Regions from separate parts of the Homo sapiens genome. Here region 1 is linked to region 2. Evidence: chromatin contacts called from ENCODE Hi-C or POLR2A ChIA-PET data. All regions are on one chromosome and are shown on one strand. Each heading gives the region's core, a stretch centred on a gene start or an enhancer-like site at or near the end of the contact. The rest is flanking DNA. Distances are from core to core; before and after follow the strand shown.

Evidence for each region. A loop is a pair of places that touch in the nucleus more often than their neighbours do. ChIA-PET counts read pairs that join two places held with the same protein, here RNA polymerase II (POLR2A). Pooled maps may share reads with other maps.
Region 1: a loop to region 2 is called in a pooled map, with 8 times the contacts of the local background. The contact joins two enhancer-like sites. A Hi-C loop is called at or near these places in 1 of 168 maps with a recorded cell type or tissue (lower leg skin) and 10 of 50 pooled maps. POLR2A ChIA-PET finds 5 or more read pairs at or near these places in 1 of 52 experiments (activated T-cell).

Annotation. Positions count from the first base shown.
Region 1 is chr3:10,601,012-10,605,149 of GRCh38, reverse strand. It overlaps a transcript of ATP2B2 not described here. Among named protein-coding and RNA genes, the nearest start is that of ATP2B2-IT2, 24 kb to the left of the region's middle. RefSeq lists an enhancer at 3,837-4,138. Within about 2 kb of position 2,014, at least 2 of the 41 ENCODE cell types and tissues checked have a DNase peak (open chromatin) inside an H3K27ac peak, as active enhancers do.
Region 2 is chr3:10,434,837-10,438,692 of GRCh38, reverse strand. The region is part of intron 2 of ATP2B2 (ATPase plasma membrane Ca2+ transporting 2); the gene reads left to right. Among named protein-coding and RNA genes, the nearest start is that of MIR885, 42 kb to the right of the region's middle. Within about 2 kb of position 1,257, at least 6 of the 41 ENCODE cell types and tissues checked have a DNase peak (open chromatin) inside an H3K27ac peak, as active enhancers do.

The DNA.
Region 1 (4,138 bases), core at 765-3,264, 170 kb before region 2:
TTCCCTAGAGATGTGGAGTGGGCTCATACTCTAGTGGCAGAGATGGAAGTATTAATAAACGAGGATGCTTTGGTGCAATAGATGCTTGGAAGGATGTCTGTACAGTGGGGACACAGAAGGCTGTGGCATATTCTATTAAAAGCAGCAGGAGCACTTTTAATAGACAGGGTAAAAAGGGCATTCCAGGAGGAGGGATCAGCAGGGGCTAAAGCTCAGAACAAGAACAGTTGAATGCACTGGGAAAGCTGTACATGGAGGAGGGGGAGCAGGTTTTAATATCCACAGGCCCCACACCCACGAGCTGTGAAAAAAGTAGGCTGGGTAGAAGACAATATGGAGTGGTGGAGACTGTGGCCAATTGGAAAGGGCTTGATGGCTCTAAAGGGAAGTAGGACTCTGCTCCATGCAATTATTAATATGAAGAGAAGCTGGCCTAGTGTTACCTGGTCTTCCAAGTTTTCCAGAGATGTCAGGGACCCAGGTTTTTATGTGGAATCTCTTGACTTCAAAACACTGAGCCAACACTGGGAAAACCAAACAGAATAGAAGGGGGCTGCCAGTTTGCAGTCCTAGTTTAGACCCAACAGTGGGGCATGTGGTGGTAGGTGATATGAGAAGCTATGGATTCCAGACTCTGTGCAGACAGGCTTGTGTCTGATAGCTGGGGGCCAAGACCTGGCCCACAAGAAGCACCCAATCAATACTTGGTCTGCAGAGGAGTTAGGGAGTTTGGACTTCATCCGGAAGGTTAGGGGAGACTGTGAGGTTTGGGGCAGAGAAGTGAAACAATGGGAAGTGTGTTGTATGACTTTAGCCCACCTGCCATGTGGAGGCTGGCTTGGAGAGAAGAGATGGCAGCTAGGGAGGTGGGTGGATGTCTTAACAGGGCTCCAGGCAGAAGGTGATGGTGACCTGGGCCATGGCTACGGGGTGAGAGGGGAGGAGAGATCCTAGAAGGGTCAAATTTATGCAGAGATTGACTTGGAGAGTGTGAGGGAGGTGAGGCCAAGGTGCCTGCCAGCTCCCTGACCCACCTGGGTAACTCAGTGGTGTTTCTCACCAAGTTGGGGCATCTGGGAGGAGAAAAGTATGGAGGCAGAGGGAGGAGGGGTGATAACTCTAGCTTGGACCATGTTAAGTTTAGATGCCTGTGGGACTCCCAAGGGAAGACCTGCCACCCAGTCAAACATATATCTCTCAGGGGAGGGAGGGCTGAAGACAGAATGATACCTCCACCCTGACTGGGTCTTACCCTCCTCCAGGGACCCAAAAGACCTTCATTTCCTTTGTGGTTGCTCTGTCGTCTGAGAGTTAAGTCTATTTATTGGGCTTAGATTTGTTTTTTTTTCCTGGAAAGACTGAAGGAGAAGGTGGATTGATATGTAATGCCAGAACGAAGATCTGTGAACACCTCAGCTCTGATTCATTTTTCTTAGCCCTACCCCCGTGATCTGGGCAGCTGGGGGAGGAGGAACAGAGGGTAGAGAACAGCTGGGTTACCGGGGCCCCACAGTAACCACATCAGTAAAATCTCATTTCCAGGAGCTAAGTCTGAACTCTGTTATCATGAACGCTTGCAAGAGGGCTCTTACCTGCACTTGACAGAAGCAAAGGCTTTGCTAAGCAGATTGACGGTGTCACAAGCCCACTTAGGAGAGCAGGCTTTTAGCAGCAGCATTTGCATTCCAACAATGAGTGTGCAAATTATAAATGACTACTTCTCTATTTTTAAAGCGATTTTAAGACTCCTCATCTGCTGTCAAGAATGTCACTGAACATACCAAGGACACTCACAGCAATGCTGTGATCCTTTTGAAAAGAAACGATTCTATTAGAGAACTGACGTGTATCGAGCATCTGCCAAACACACCGGGCACCGTGCTAGGCATTTTAGAGGCATCGGCTCATTTAGGCCTCTACCCCAGGGGGATGAAGTCATTATTTTCTTACCAAGGAAATGAAGCCAGGCCCAGAGAAGGTGAACTGCTGCTGTAGGCTTGCTCAGCTCAAGAGGGCCGGGGTCACCAGGGCTGGATGCGGGGTCTGAGTTCTTCCTGACACACCTCATCATCGTTTCTCACCAGTTCAGGTTTCTGCCTCTTGGCCAGTGGAAGGATGGCCTTAAATAGGGCTTCACAGCCTTGAGAGAACAGAGGGGATGTGGGAGAAAGTGAAAGAGAGGGTGCTGAGAAGTTAAGAAAAGAAGGAGGCTCAGTTCAGAGAGAAGAGAAATGAAACAGCCCCAAAAGTGGAGGAGGAGGGAGGCTCTGAGGTGTGGTACCAGGTGTGGCCCAGTTCAAAGCCCAGTTTGCCAGGAGCTCACCTTGGGCAAATGCTTTATCCACCTGTGAAGGGTGGAGTTTGGCCTCCATGTCAGTTTCCCTCCAACTTCAGTCATTTGTTTTTATCTGTAAACAACCCACGCGATTACCCATTTAGTCTTGTTTTCATCAGTTCACCATTTTACCTGATTATGTTCTCTTTAAAAGAAACTTTTTAATGCAATTAAGTGGTTTATAATATCGCTTGTCATCAACAGGAGCTAAGCATTAAAATAAATACAAAGAAATAAAAATCATCCTATGATTAAATTCCACCTCGCTGCCGCTGCCTGAGTTCTGCTCTGTGTCTCTCTGTTAGGAGGGAGAAGGTCAGAGGTGTTCAAGGCACATTAACCCTGAGCCAGTTCTTTTCTCCCTGAGACAACCTCCCAAGAATGAAAGGATGCAGGCACCATGTCCTGACTGTGTGGCCTGAAATCCCTTCTCTGAGCATCATGGTCTAAGGACACACTCTGTGGAAAGCGAGGGCCAGCCGTCATCTTAGAAACTTCCACAACGGCAGAGTCTGGGAAAGTCCCGGGATGTGAGCAGCCTGACAAGGAGAAAAAAGGGGGTGAAGAGTGGGTGGGATTCCAGAACAGACCCCCACATTCTGTGACCAAAGGAGTGAGAATTTTTCAGTGCTTTCTCCATTTTGATGAGGGCAGGGAGGGGGCAGAGGCCAGGGCAGGAAGTGGGGAGGGGGCTCCGAGGGGGCTTCAACCCAGCACTGCCTCTGGCTGCCAGGAGAGCCGCTGGAGCCTCAGCTCTTCCTCTGCAGGCGCGGGGAGGACATCCTGGGCCTTCTTCACCACTGGGCCTCAGGTTGTCCAGGGTCACGTTCAGGGTTAGGCAGCCTGGATCCCTTTAATCCCATATTAATGAATTATGTGCCCAAGAGCAGGCTTAGCTGGGGGGAAATGAAGACAAATAAGAAAGAGGGTAGGGAGGAGGGCCATGGCTGGAAGGGACTTGGGGGATGGCTCCTAGTGGGGCTCCCCTCAGCCCTGAACTCCAGGGGCCTCCATTTGGGCCCTGCCCAAGTTCTAAGGTGTGGGTCTCCCCCATAGCTCTTGCTGATGTCAGGTGTGAGCTGCTGTGTGTACATGCAGGCTCCTGGGCGTTCCCCTCCCCGGGGTCCTTCCCTGCCAGGCTCTGGTGAGCCACCAGTCTTAATGAGGAGGTGCCTGGGGGAAGACTGGGAGCCAGATATGTACTAAATGACTGAGACAGACAGAGAATGCTAGGTTGAACAGGTCTTAGAGACCTTCTGACTCACTGTTCCTCCACAATCAGGGGTTCAAATTATGACCTCCATTTATAAATGAGGTAACCGAGGCCCAGCAAGGGGAGACTCTCACAGCCAGCCTGGGGCACAGCCAGGCCAGATCCAAGGCCTCTGACTCAGGCAAGGCCTCCCTCCCCGTGTTATTCCTCCACTCAGGGGGTTGAGGCTGAATAAGCCACAATTGGAGCCTGTCCCAGGGACCAGCCAGTGGCTGCCCCCCTTATTATGGGCCCAGGACTCAGGGTATGACCGAACTGGACTCCTCTGTGCCAATTCTGAGTGTTCCTGGAGTGTCCTGGCTCACGCTGGGCACCAATCATGGCCTCTGGGGACTCCTTCTTCTTTTTTGCCTAGAGAGTGGCCACTCTCCTGCCCTTTACCACACTTGGCACACTATCCCCTCTGTCCTCAGAGATTCTTGAGAGATCTCAGCAGGGCAAGCCCGCAAGGCCGGACCTGGTGCACAGTAGGCTCACAGACCCACAGGGGTCTCCTGGCTGGCACCCTGTGCTTCCTGGTTTTGTAGGCT
Region 2 (3,856 bases), core at 8-2,507:
GTAAGTTATTTATACAGGCCCTCCTCACCCCACAACGATTATCTTACTCCTCCTGGTGCAATCCAGGCCCCTGCTGTGGTTTCAGACCCAGAGTTATTTATAGTCAGTGGAAATTAGTGCCTCAGCCGATGGCTCCCTAGGACCCACCTGCCCTAGCCTCCACCCCAAAGGGAGAGAGCAGGCAGCAGGCAAAGAAGATGTCAGAGGTCGGAGGAGAGTGTCACATGCAGGTACAGTGTGATGAGAGTATCTGACACTGGATTGGCAGGCAGTTGGACAGAGCAGTCGCCAGGAAGTAGGACGAAGGAGAAACGGCCCACACTGAGGAGGGCAGGCTGTTGGGTGAGCCCTTGGGAAAGCTCTGCTGGAAAGAACAGCAGAATGGAGTGTTCCCTGGGGCCTCCCCCTTCAGCACACCCCAGCTCAGTGGGGTCAGAGCAGCTGGAATAGGAGCCTGAGAGACTCATGGACCCATGAGACAACAGGTCTGGAAGGGCCTTCAAGGACCATCTGATTCAGTAATCCCAGGGTGCACATGGGGAGACTGAGACCCAGGAGAGAAGGGACTTGCCCAGCACACAGTGGGTATGGGCCAGGGGGCAGAGACACCCGCCACCCCCCTCCCTGCTCTCCCCTGCAACCTCCTGGCTCCCTGCAGAGCCTCAGCTCAGCCACGCCATCCAAAGACCACAGACTGAGTGGCTTAAATGACAGAAATTCATTCTCTCACAGTTCTGGAGGCTTGTAGATGGCCATCTTCTCCCAGTGTCTGTTCACATTATCTTCCCACTATGCATATCTGTCTCTCTGCCCAAATTTCCTCTTTGTATACGGGTGTCAATCATAGCATGGATTAGGCCCACCCTAATGGCCTCATCTTAATTTAGTATCTGCAGTGTCCCTATCTCTACAATGACTCTATCTCCAAATACCACCACAATTTTAAGGTACTGAGGGTTAGGACTTCAACATATGGATTTGGGGGAGCATGATTCAGCCCAGAACACTCTGACATGGGAAAACCACTTCAGTCCTCAGAACTGAAGCTTTCGCTTCTGTAAAGTGGGGACATGAACAGGACAGCAAGCGGACTGTAATGAGGGACACGCTCACTGCTGTACTGATGTGTCTGTCCCCCAAGCCCGATGCTCAGTGGGCGTTAAGAAGTGGGCGTTAGGAAGTGGCAGTGTGGTGAGAGAGTTAAGAGGCAGACATCCTGGGTCTGAACCCCAGCTTTGCCACCCACTAGCTATGTTGTGCTGAGGAAATGACATCACCTCTCAGAATCTGTTTACTCAGTCTGTGAAATCATTCTTATTCCTGGGCTGTGAGAAGTAATAAATGAGCTGATGTGAGTCAACACACTTAGCACTGCCCAGGAAACCCCTGGAAGTGGAGACCATCATCATTATTATTATTACTATTACTATTATCATTATCATCATCATCATTATATAGGTTAAGAAGCTGAGGCCCAGAGAGGGAGGCATCTTGCGCAGCCTCACACAGCCATCTGGCACAAAACTAAATGAGAACTCAGGTCTCCCAATCCACAGTCCCAGATTTTTCAACCACGTCTCTATGTGACACTAAAGGGGAAAAGAAGACAAGTAATTCCTAAGTGCCCCACATTAGGAAAGTAACTAAGTACCTTTTAGCTTCTCCACGTGCCTTTGGGACATTATGGAAAAAGATTGTTACAGAGAATGCAAAGCCACGTGGATGAGGCTCAAGAAATAATGTGATGTTGAAAAAGTGGGTTTAGCATCGTATGTCCTGACAATGGCAACACCTCCACGAAGACAGATGCAAGGGGAAAGGGGCTGGCAGGAAACATCTAGAATGTACCCCATGTTGTGGCTGAAGGGTGAGACTGGGGTGATGGTTCTTTCCTCAGCCTGTTTCTGCCTGTGTGCCGATGTCGCTCCACTAAGGCACGTCGGTCGTAAACAACAGAAGCTGACTGGGCAGCATAGTGGAGGCAAGAGGGCAGCTTAGGAGTGGGCTCTCCAAGTTGGAGCAAAGGCTGGAAAACCCAGCTCAATTTTCCAGAAGGAAACGGGGACATGCAGGGATCAGTGGCACGACTCACTAAGTAAATGTCCCTTTGGGGAACTGCAGGTTGGGAAAAATCCACTACAAAAGCTTCTTTTGGTCCTTGTATAGCTCAGGATTCCAAAGCAGCCTGTGCTGGTGAATGTTAACCCCAGCTCTCTAGTTGCGAGGGAATCCTCTTTTGCAGTGGGTGCTGATTTCCTTGGTGTAAATACCACCACGTTACCCACGTGACATCATTAAACACAGAGTTGGGACGAGAGGCGCAGCCGCACACCATTATACGGTATTTCTACCATGCAGATACAATAGACTGTCTACTAGAGAGAATAGATAATAGTGAAATGTAGTAAAATAATTAGGAGGTGATAAGTTTGGGGTATTTGTTGCCTTTTAAAATATAATTTATATAATTGTAGGTTTATATAATTGATTTCTAATGATGGCTATAATTAACAACCAGCTCACAAAATACCTGAAATTTTAGCCATCAGCTCTCACAAGCAAGTGTGAGCTGGCACCAGCAAATCACTGATTCTACGTCCCAGGAGACAGCATCCCTGGGAGGTGATTGGCCTAGCTTGATCACATGCCCACGCTTAGGCCAGGAAGGTGGGGACACTTTGACTGATCGTCACCAAGACTCTTCCCAGTTGGGGAGACCAAATCCCCTAAAGGAAAGCAGAATGCCACTGGACAGCCAAAACTCAACACAGGCCTTTGCTTCTCTTCTTGATAATTTCTTTAAGCTGTAGTTTTTTCTTTTATAATATCTTTTTTATTTCTTTTTTAAATTCATAGTGCTTGAAGTCCCAGAGTCTTTTAAAAAGGCTCCAGGGCTCAATTCTGAGAACAGTGAACTGAAGGACCCAGCCAGGAGAGGTACGGAGGCTCAGAGCAGCCATACCCACCTCTACCTCCTCACTTCCCAACCCCTCCCACCTTCTCCAGAGTGTAAGTAAATGAGCTAAACCTCCTGCCCACCTGTCACCCTGCCTGAAAGTCCACCTTTACAAGTCCCCCAAAAGAACATAGGCAGCCCAAGTTGAGAAGTATCTTAGGGCAGAGTCTTCACAAATACCCGTAAGGCAGATGAGGGTGAATGGGAGCCTCAGAGGTCTGGAGTGGCCCAGATACTGGAGAAGTGCTCTTGAAGGCTTAGGCCTCACCTCAAAATGGGGACAGGGTGGTCATCCTAAGCCTAGTGAATTCATGATTGACTGCGAGGCCTGTGGACCCTCCAGGAAGATGTAGGAGCTCAGGTGGCCAGGGTGAAGAACCATACCACCCCCTCAATGAGAACCTCAGACCCCCCTGCTTCCTCCTTATTTGGGACCACCTGGTGGCCAGCAGAAGACCAGGGGATCTGATTTAGGATGGGAGCCGGAGGGAAAGTGCTGCCCCATGCTCCGGTAATGGTCCGGTTGGGGGGTGACCACCTTGTGTCAACAGCTCAGGCCCTGACGTGGGAGATGCCACTCCTACCCCCATTTTGCATGTGAGGAAACCGAGGCACAGAGGGGTTGACGGACTCGCCCACGTCGCACAGCTGTGAAAGGCAGGCCTGGATGAGACCAGACCTTGTGCTCTTAACCATTTGTCAAAGGGAATGAAGGGTCATTCCTAGAACTCTCTTCCCCCATAGAGGGCACAGGATGCTGGCTCAGAAGCCTGAAAGTTTTCAGTTGCTCCAAACCACACTGGGGCTCAGGCCCAAATATGAGGAAGAGGGGCCAGGGGAGGGGCCAGGAAGATACCTGATCTGCCAATGGGGCAACTGAGAATTTGACCCCAATTTCCA